2 separate regions of the Homo sapiens genome follow, and region 1 is linked to region 2. Evidence: read pairs that join two places in POLR2A ChIA-PET (ENCODE). Cell type or tissue: HepG2. All regions are shown on one strand. Each heading gives the region's core, and the rest is flanking DNA. Links, peaks and the distances in the headings are about the cores only. Region 1 overlaps ZSCAN12 (zinc finger and SCAN domain containing 12). Region 2 has its middle 5.8 kb from the start of TRS-GCT5-1.

Region 1 (5,377 bases), core at 103-5,102, 160 kb after region 2:
AGAGCCTCTCTAATATGAATTCACTCACTGATTTTTCCCAAGTTCCAACCTCTGAAGACTTTTCCGTACTCATCACACTGGCAGGGTTTCCCTTTACTGTGAATTCTCCAATGCTGAAGCAAGCATCTCCACATTCATCATGTTTATTGTGCAGATTCTCTGGTGCACAGTCAGTCCTGGCTTCTGGGTGAAGGTCTTCCTACATTCTTTATACGAGTTTGTATAAGGTTTCTTTGCTGAACAAAGGCCTCCTCAGTTATTACATTTATGCAGTCTCTCTCTCATGTGGATTCTTTGAAGTCAAATAAGGCCATGTGGCTGAAAACTTTCCCACATTCCTTATGGTGACAGCATTTTTCCTTGTGGTGGTTCTTCTAGGGGGAAAAGAGGGTTCCACTATAAACAAAAGCCTTTCAAAAACTTGTTGATTGCACAGATTGAAAAGAGATTCTCTTCATCGTGGACTCCATGATGCTGAGTAATGACTCACCATAAACTAAAGCTTTTACTACACTTACTGCATTGATGTTGCAGTTCTACAGACATTCCCCCCAACAAAATTCAGCATCTCCAGATTTTGTTTTGTTTTGTTTTGGAGCCAAGTCCTTAGTTTCCTTCTCAGTAACACCATCTAAAACAAAATGCACAGACAATTCAAATGTCAGTTGTCTCTTCTGAAATGAGATTTATGATAGGGTACAGTGATTAAAAATAAAATCCACTTTTACCTAAAGTGCATGCCTTTTCTAAGTCTCTAAACAAGCATCTCATTTTTGTGAAGGCACGTGGCAGGGTAGGAGTAGGGGGGTCCAATTTGGGTGAGAAGAGACAGCTAGGCAGAAAGAGACTGGAAGTGCATGGAAGACTTTTCACAAAAATGTGACAATAAAAGAAATCAGGAAAGTATAATCAAAAAAGAGAAGATCAGTTTGAATCCAAAGCTGAGAAACAAGGAATATCATGAAACCAAGAGAAAGTTTAATTTGTTAAGGACAGTTAAAAGGACTATTTCTACTCACTTTAAGTATCTTGGCTACTACTATAAACCTACAGAATGTTCAATAAATATTTGTTGAGTGGATCAGTAAACAACGGGATATGATCAAAGTTAACTTGAAACAATAGCTAAACCAGTTTCAAAATACACACTAATCTGATGTGGGGAAATCAATAAACTGGAAAATTAACAGTGGGGAAATAAATTTTCTAGGTAATATTCATGTCTAAAATGTAAGAAAGCAACACTCTGAAGCTAAAGGAGTTAAGTGGGTCAAAAAAAACAAAACCCCAATCCCCTACAAATATGGCTGAGATTTCCTACTTAACGAATCAGGTAGATAATGAGAAGGAGATGAGTAGAGACAAGTTTTCTGGGGAGAGGATGCTACTAAAAGTTCTAAAAGCTTCCCGTGAGGCTCTCCTCTTCTTTCTCTCCAGAGATGCTCTCTCATCAGCTTTCCATATCAAAAGGCAATAACACTGAGAGGTAAACTAAGGTAGGATCTTAGGTTTGATCTGAAACCTTTCATTCCAAGGTACTATCTTTGCCAAAAGCATATCTTGTTATATCATTTAGCCTGAGACCTAAAGGCAATGTGATAAAATTGGTCTTGGGAAATGGAATTTGAAGCTAAATCCTAAGTTAAAACACCCAACAAACAAAAAACCCAATATAGAAAGAGGAGGTCCCAGAGATGCACCTAAATAACAGGAGAATTAAAACCTACTATTTATGGGAAATGTTGGGTTATGGCTCCAGAGACATCTGGTGGATCCTAAAGTTCAGGTTTGCTGCTTTCTATCCTATTCCCAAAGCCTTTTGCTAGTCAAGCTATAAGTGATCCTCCCAAGCTTTCCCATCGGTGGTTTGTCCTTCATTCAAACTCTCTCTTCAACTTTTCCAGCATCATCGATTGCCTCGTCTCCACATTCTGGATGATATTATCTTACCTATATCTGCAGCTTCACAAGTAGGGGCCAGGGCCTGTTCCAGCACCTGCTTCATAATATGTATTTCTGGTCTCAGGAACTACTGGCAAAGCTTCCTAAGTCTTCTGACAGCTCTGTGAAGTCCAAGTGGCTTTTTCCAATGCTGGCAAACCTTCCCAAGTCTTCTGACAGCTCTGTAAAGTCCAGGTAGCTATCTCCAGAGAGTAGCAATTTAAAGTTTGAGGAAAGACCTGTGATTTCTTTGCCAGCCTGATTCTTTGTTCTAGGCACAGCCTTCTTCCTTTACCATCAGTCACTATTAGAGATCTCTCCTGAAACAAGATTGCCATTCTGGAATGAGAGAGCTCAGGAGAAGATTCACTCCAGCTTGGGGTTCAGAGTGATTTTTCAGAAGTATTTCCTTGTAGCTGGTCTTCTTCCTGAGGCATAAAATAACAATGTTAACAGAAGCTAAATTTTGTTTACTTCTTTAGCCAAGAACTCACTTATCTGAACAAGGCACTGAAAGAAAACGGAACTCTGTCAGGAAGGTAAATAAATTAGGAAAGCAAAAGTGACTGCAAATTATTAGCTAGCCCCATCTGCTAGCCTTTTACTCTCTAAAAGTTTTTATTAATAAAACTTTAAAGATCATGACCCTCTTCCCTTGGCTCCCCCCCACTTCAAAATACCCATATAAACGGCAGAGATAAGAACATCAGAAATGAAAAATAACAACGGCTAATATTTATTTAAAATGCACCATACATGCAATATCCTGTATAAACGGCAGAGATAAGAACATCAGAAATGAAAAATAACAACAGCTAATATTTATTTAAAATGCACCATGCATGCAGCCATTTAAGTAGACACTTATAATCTCACTGACAGAGGAATAAAACTGAGGCACAGAGAGATTAAGTAATTTGCTCAAAGTCACACAACAGCTAGGTGGATTCTGTCTTTTCTTGTACTCAGCGTCGATCTTGGGAAAATCATGAATCACATAATTTCCCCAAATGAACCCAACTTTCCTTTCACCAAACGGGGAACCCAGACTCCTTTTTCTCAACAGCCAGTTTTCCTGATACCTCAAAACTTGGAAGTCATCCTTAACTTCCCCTGGCAGCTCTCAACCTATCAGGCCCAACCTCACCAGAGACACTGAAAGGCCGGAGCGCACGAATCTGAAACCACCCGCCTCCAAAGGTCCGTCACAAAGGCCAGAAAGGTCGGTACTTTCACGTGCCGCTGCCGTCAACGGCTGTCTCAGCATTCAGCTTCTCTAGGATTCTGGAGGCTTTCTCCTCTCTGTGGTTGCCCGGCCGAACCCCGCCCCAGCTGAGCAGCGCAAGTTCCAGCTGAGCAGTCAGGTAACCCCAGGGGCCCATGCTCCCAGGCCGGGGCGCGTCAGACCCGTGCGAGGCCGGCCTTCCAGCTGCAGAACGTCGGAAGAGCAGCTCGGAAGGCAAACTTCGGATAGCAGGGGCCGCTAGGTACCTCTGATAACTAACAGGGGCGGAGACAAAAGGGAAGAAATCTCTCCTTTCCAGCTTGGGCGATAAGTGTCCCCTGCTGGCCACTGCTCATCAGTTCTCCAGCAGGAAAGTAAAAGTATACCTGGGTGGGAGCTTTTATCTCAGGGCTAGGAGGACTGTGCAGCAGTCTGGGAAACATGCAGCTTGGTTAAAGGTAAATTTTGACCTGGGTCACTGGCATCTAGAGACAATGCATTTGAGAGAGCCCACAACAACAATCAAAATAGCAGTTGTAAAGCACTAATGTGCCAAGCACTATTCTAACACTTCGTAAACTCATTTAATCTACATTGGGTTGGTACTATTATCCTTGTCATTTTACATAGGAGGAAACTGAGGGACGAGAGGTTAAATCCCTTGCCCAAAGTCACTTAGCTAGTAAACTGAGATTCGAACCATGGCAATCCGTCTCTAGAATCCAGGTTCTTAAACCCTATCTCAGGAATAAGTAGGGAATTTGGCCAGAGGAAGCTGCAGAGTCCCTAAACTGCCTCAATCTTTATCAGGGATGAAATGAGGAGACATCTACTCCTAAATTCGTTACTGAAGTAGGCAGAACTAAGGCACTAGATCAAAACACTAAGATATGCCCACTAAGCTTGAAGAGGAGTAATGATGATGTAATCATAAATCAAAAGTAACAAATGGCTTCCACTATGGAGCCCTTCTTGGGACTTCCAGGAGCAGGCCAACTGGGCTTAGGAAAATGACTGGCAGGAGCAAACAGACATATACCCTAGAGATTAACTTGAACTATGATAGGTGAAAGCTCTGGGAGCCTTGACTGATGGGTTTCTGACACCTAAATGGTGTTTTTAACGTGTATGAAGAGAATCAACTGTCTCTTCAAGAGATGAAATCAAGGGAAAACTGCTGGCTCTAAATGATGGTCTTACAATGTAAGCTAGGGGGCTAATCAACTGAAAAGTTTAAAACACTTATCATAGTTGGCTTTGTCAACATCAAATTATATACATGAGGTCATATATATGTAAAATACAAATTACAACACAAAAATATTCATACATACTTTTTACACATTTATATATATATGTAGAAATACTATACAAGTAAAAAATAATGTGTGAGGACTCCTTACCAAACGCACACAGAACGTTTGAGAGGGAGAGGATCCAAAGAAATTCCAATAAAATGAGCTGCTGTAGTGACTGTGGTATATAACTTTTCGGTTTAAAGGATAAAAGTTGGGAAGAGATTCAATTAAAGGCTATCGAATGATTATGTCTAGGTTGAACAACAAGCATTTGCTCAAATTCTGGCCTTGTGGAGTTAGGAGGGTCACCATTTGAACTGTAAAATTGGTAAGTCTTAAGCAAAGAAAAATATCATATATCACATATATGTGTGTGTGTGCATTTTTAAATCCAAGAAGTATCTTCTAATATAAAATCACTTTTGAAAACTGGCATTAAAGATAGATCCATAATGGGTTATCAACACTTGGGGACAAATCTTTAAATCTTTCTGTATTAAATTAGACAGCCAAATATTCCTTATTCTGTGAGAATAATGCAGAGTGATTTATCATTCTAAGAAGGGTGATCTTTTCATATAAAGAGCCCATTTTTAAAGTGGAATGTCTCCTGTGACACCCTCACTGTGCAGGCAACAAGAAGTAGAGCTGTTTATGCTGGCCAAACCTCATCCAAGATTTGGTATGCAGAGGGGGTGATAATATTATTACCTGAGGTGTTTGGACTCCAGGACTTTCTGAATCATTTTTCAGAATAATGACTGGAGATAAAAAGTTTTTACAGATAATTACTCAAGACACTGAATTACCACTGCAACACATGGTTTGTTCAACTGAAATAAAGAGAGGAAGTGTATCACAGAGGTTAAAAGTGTGAACTCTGGAACTGGGCTGCTTGGGTTCAAATCTTGGC
Region 2 (5,377 bases), core at 226-5,225:
CTGGCTCCTGTCCACGTCTGCCTGGCCTTGTAGGGTTGGAGAAACAAACCCTCTTCTGGCAAAGGCAGAGGGGCAAACACTCTTCTGTGATCCAAACAGCTGGGAGTGCAGAGTCCCTGTCCAGGATACCACCCCTCACTGTATTAAGGTCCAGTGGGGTTGGGTCAGGGCAGTGAGGGGGATGGCAAGAAGTACTGAGAAGCTCTCAATCAGCCAGGGGCATAAATGTACTCAAATAACATCTACAACCAAAAGACCAAAAAGTATCTATTCCAGGCTCAGGGCTGCCCACTACAGATGCTGACTCCAATATCCCACCCTACCTCCCTGCTCCCTTCTCACCCCCAAAGGTGCTCAGGTGAGCAGCTCCCCACGGGGCTAACATCACACATCAGAAGGGTCGAAGTCCAGGGACTTCTCATAGGCATCAGAGGCTTGGGTATTCCCTTTGCCCTTCAGATCTAACCTATTTTTTTGGTGGGGGTGGTCAAAAACAAAAATGCAGATCCCTCTGCAGTCCGGAAACCAGTTCCTTCTGCAGTACTTCTCTCTGGGAGTGTCTTAGGCTTAGCCATAGTGGTGTGACCCCACCACACACACTGCAAAAGGACTGCTAATACCCCCAGCCCATTCCCCAGCCTCACTCATTAATAAGCACTTGCCGCAACCCAGAATCACATCTAGTGAGGAAGTTTCACATGGCTTGGAATCCTTTAAAACTGGACAGCAAACCACACACACACACACACACACACACACACACACACACACCACCTCCCTCCCCACAACCTCTGCCCCAGGGAGAAGAGGCTGCATGAGAGAAAGAAAAGGCCATATGCATCAGTGGCTGGGTGGCCAGGGCCTTGATGATGGTCTGGGCCTTGAGGGAATGGTGAGGCAGGGCCTCAGGACAGAGATGACAGGAATTCAACTAGATAGAGTGCTAACCTTCCTGTAGTCACAGACATCAGCTCTAGGGTGTGGTGGGGGTGGGTGTCAAGTGGCCAACTGGCAGCTCCCTGTGGCCCAGCCTGAAAGGGAGTGGGGGCTGGAGTCAGGTCTATTTCGGTCACAGGGCCTGAGAAGGCCTGCCAAGTTTGGATGGCTTTGAGTGTGAGAATAGCTGGGCGACAGAGGCAGTGACACAGGTCAGCCTCTCCTTTGCCCATTCTTAGCAAAGGAAGCCACCAATTAAAGATGTTATATAAAGAACTACATGTTAAAAAAAGAAAGAAAGAAAAAAGAAATATAAAACCCAAACCAACCAAATTACAGGCCGATGGGCGAATTGTAAGTGGTAGGGGGGTTAGTTAAACACATTTTGGTGCTTTGGAAGCCCCTCCCATTCCGTGCCTGCACTAGATCTTTTTTTCTAGAAGTGAGAGTGAGAAAATAGAAAATCTTTTTGTACATTTTCCTTTTCCTCTTTTTTTTTTTTTTTTTTTGGCCTTTCCTTTTCTTTCTCTTTTCTGTGGTCTTGGGTGCTCCCGGCCCCAGGGCAGGTAGACGGTCAGTTGGCCAGCACCACGGACTGGAACGGTTGACTAGGATATTGCATGGTGTTCAGGTTGTAGCTGAGGTCTTCCATGAAGGGTGCCTTCTCCAGGAAGAGGCGGTGGCACCACCTCCAAATACCTAGACCATGTAGAAGCTGCTGGCGTTGCAGGTGACAGTCCCACTGCCTCCAAAGAGGGCTCGGGTGTCACTACCCTGGCCATTGGCCCCATCAAGGAAGAAACTGGGCAAGCCACCACTGTTGTACTTGAGACTGTACGTGGCCTTGGGGCGAGAGCTGGGATTGAGAGGCCGGTTGGCCGGGATGAAGTTCAATGAATGCACAGACAGAGAAAGACTCCTGTGTTTCAACAAGCTGTTGGTGTTGAAGCGGGCCGTGGAGGCTGCTGTACTGGCTGCTGGCCACCTGCTTCACCGCTGGCTGCACCCCTACCACTTGTTGCCCCACCCCTCTTCTTCATCTTAGTGGAGCCTAATTTGGTGGCAGCAAAGGAGTCCATGGTGAAGGTGATGGGCTGGGCGAGGCAGAGGATGAAGGTGGGGCTGGGTGATGGGCAAAGCATAGCGACGGGGAGTTGGACAAGGAGCTGTCCTGGCTTCCGAGGAGAAAGAGCATCTGGTCGTCAGGAGTGAAACTGCTCTTGATCTTCATGTCCAGCTCCGGGGCCCCACAGCCGTCACTGTCATCCAGGTACAGCACTTTCACTGCTCCCTTCTCACCAATCTGGTAGGACACCCCGAAGGGGTCAATCCATATGCTCAGCTCCTCAGGCACATTGGCCCGCACATCTTCCACTGTCAGGCCACTTCGCTTAGCGGCCAGCTCCCCAACGGGGTCCACCATCTCCTCGGTGTGGAAGCCAGAGCCCTTCAGTGGTTTGTCAGGGTACCAGTGGGCTTCTTATTTCTTTTTCAGAGGCGCCAGAGCAGCTTGTTGTACAAGTAGAAGATGATGAAGTTCAGGGCTACTTTGATCTCCAGCTGCATGGTCCTTTCCTAGGCAGAGAATCAGCACAGGGGACGTGCACAGCCTTGGGCTCCAGAAGGCTTCCGGTCTCCACCGCGGCTGGGCGCTCTGCCAGCCTCGGGGCAGCTTCTCCCTCTAGAGTGGCCCTGAGCGCGGGGCGGCGGTCGCTCTCTCTTTTTTCCCCCGGAGCCGCCCGGCCGGGGGCCGAAGTCCTTTTCGTCGTCGAGGGTTGGGGGAAGCAGGCAGCTATGGTCATGACTCCCAAAAATAATTCCTTCAGCGCTTAGGAGGTTGGGCGGCTGGGGGACGAAGGGCTGGCGGGCGGCGACCGGGCGGGGAGAACGGACCGGAAGGTGGCCCGTGGGGGGGGCGGGGGGAGCGGAAGAAGGACCGGGCTGTGACCGCGGGACGGTCCTGTCCTCCTGGCCCTGCGTCTCTCGAGCTGCTGGCTTCTCTCCGCCGACGACCCGCACCTTCCCGCGCCCCGGCCCGAAGTCTATACATTTTTTAAATGTGCATATTCTTTGACACGGGAATTCTACTTCTAGGAATTTATCCTAGAGACAGACTCACACATATGTAAGATAATACGTGTCTGAAGCTCAGCATTGTTTATAAATGGAAAGTGATAGGAAATATTAATAGCTTAATTGCTTATCAATAAATGACTGGTGCATAATGAAATAGTATGCAGCTGTCAAAACAGAGCTGCAGCTCTACATGTATGGCTATAGGAAAATTTTCTACTATTTCTGTAAAATCCCAGGGCAAAATTATATATAAATATTTGCTTCTACATACCTAAAATATCTCTGAAAGGCTGTATAAGAAATGAAGGCCGGGCATGGTGGCTGACACCTGGAATCCTAGCACTTTGGGATGAGGAGGCAGGCAGATCACTTGAGTTCAGGAGTTTGAGACCAGCCTGGGCAACATGGTAAAACCCCGTCTCTACTAAAAATACAAAAATTCTTCAGGCATGGTGGCACATGCCTGTGGTCCCCAGCTACCTGGGGGCCTGAGGTGGGAGAATCTCTTGAGTCTGACAGGCGGAGGTTTCAGTGAGCTGAGATCGTGCCACTGCACTCCAGCCTTGGTGACAGCACTTCAGCCTCAGCGACAGAGAGAGATCCTGTCTAGAAGAAAAAAAAAGAAATCAATACCTTTGGCTGTTTCTAGTGGATGAAATTAGGTGACTAGTGGTAGGAATAAGTTGTATATTTCTATTTAACAAATTTTTATTTTGAAGATGTTTAAATATGCAAAAAACACAGAAAATAGACTAGTACATGTCCAGGATCCCTTAATCACAGTTCTAAAATCCATAAAATTCTAAAAACTCCAAATCTTTCCTCCATAAATTTGGCACTACAATCTATCTGAGGGGAAAACCTGAACTTCTTCATAGCCTTTATTTAACTCATTTAAAGTGACTAATCATAAATCTCAAAGCAGAAATATTGAGGTGTTTGATATGCTCTGAAACTCTGCTGGAAGTTACATAATGTACAGTGTATGCACATTATCTTTCTAAAATAAAAAAAAAACAAAAACCTGAATTTGGAAACACATCTGCTCCCAAAGGTTTATGTATTTTTAACTTAAGGAAAATATCACAAGATACAAATTTAGAAAAAGAGAGAAAAGACTTTATTTCTTCTTAAGGGTTACAGCCTGCAAGGTGGCCAGACTACAGGCTGGGAAGCCTTCCTCTGGCCACATCCAGAGACAGGCACTTTGAAGGAGGAGGGGTTGAGGTAGAAGCTTTATGCTGAATGAGTTGACCAAACATACATATTCAACAGGTTACTGAAGGAGCTATGAATATTCAGGAAGGGGTCCTGACACATGCACATTGAACAAACGTGCATGTTACATGTTCACTTTGAAGTAGAGACTTAACATTTGCATGTATTACAACTAGGCTCTATACGTCAAATGGTCACTTTAGGACATGAGAGCACAGAAGTGCACAATCTCTGTAAAAGGGCTAGAATGAGTCCATGGTTGGTCTTATCAGGAGAAAGTTACTAAAATCAGTCTCACGTTCAGTCAAAGCTATAGTTACAGTTAGTGGAACAGGGGTACAGTTTGTCAGCATCTAGTGGAGCTGCAAATTGTTTGAATATTTCTTATCTCGGGGCAGTGCTTGTTTAGCTGCTAGAGAAAAAGGAAAACCTTGTGGCAGTTAAAACATAGTTTCTTCTTTAAATGAAAGGAAGCGTGACTTAAACCTTCCTTGGCATGGACTTAGATCCTGCTTATAATTTGGTATCTTATTGCCACAAAGAGCCTATTCTATCAGTCTTATGATCTCTACTTTAACTTTAATGCTGGTCAGTTGTGTCTAAACCACACAAAAGAGGAGGGTATAATGAGTCGTGTCTGAGCTCTCATTCTGTCAGGGCTGGGAACTCAGTTTTTAAGTTTTTTCTGGTATCACTTTTGCCACAAGGGGTCTGTTTAGTTGGCCAGGGTTGGGTTGGGGATTGGATTTTATTTCTAGTTTATGTTACATAACATGTAATGAACATCTATATACTTATCGTTTAGATTTTATAATTGTTCACATTTTGTCATATTTAACTCCCCGCCTTTCTCTCTGCTGAAGTATTTTAAATTAAATTATAGACATCATGGCATACCATCTTTGAATATTTCAGTACCCATCTCTAAAAAGTAAGAACACTTTCCTGCAGAACTACAATATCATTATCACACATAACAAAATTTAAAATATCACAGAGATTTTTCAGTGTATGCCCTTTTGTACCTCTTATATTTTGAATCCTTGGCTATGTAACTTATTCAATAAGCAATAAAATTTAAAATTAAAAATAAGCTGAATAAGACCTTTAATACTTAAAATTGCCAGAAAGCTATGGGAGCTGCTCC

Evidence for each region. Peaks named below come from ENCODE experiments on the same cell type or tissue, not always from the same donor. Only the 100,000 strongest peaks of a DNase experiment are listed, where the experiment ranks them.
Region 1: POLR2A ChIA-PET joins it to region 2 with 13 read pairs; 5 of 35 experiments call an interaction of 5 or more read pairs at or near these places.

The regions. Positions count from the first base shown.
Region 1 is chr6:28,380,241-28,385,617 of GRCh38, forward strand. It overlaps ZSCAN12 (zinc finger and SCAN domain containing 12), which reads right to left. Exons shown (of 4, transcript NM_001163391.2): 4 at 4,498-5,377. Among named protein-coding and RNA genes, the nearest start is that of ZSCAN12, 17 kb to the right of the region's middle. RefSeq lists an enhancer at 3,331-3,430. In HepG2, for the core only: a CTCF peak has its summit at 3,494 (motif pointing left); a DNase peak (open chromatin) is centred at 3,191; H3K4me3 peaks cover 1,502 bases.
Region 2 is chr6:28,216,133-28,221,509 of GRCh38, forward strand. It overlaps the pseudogene TOB2P1. Among named protein-coding and RNA genes, the nearest start is that of TRS-GCT5-1, 5.8 kb to the left of the region's middle. RefSeq lists a silencer at 852-1,045 and an enhancer at 2,854-2,973. In HepG2, for the core only: no CTCF peak of the experiment used is centred there; DNase peaks (open chromatin) are centred at 2,589 and 2,829; H3K4me3 peaks cover 1,325 bases.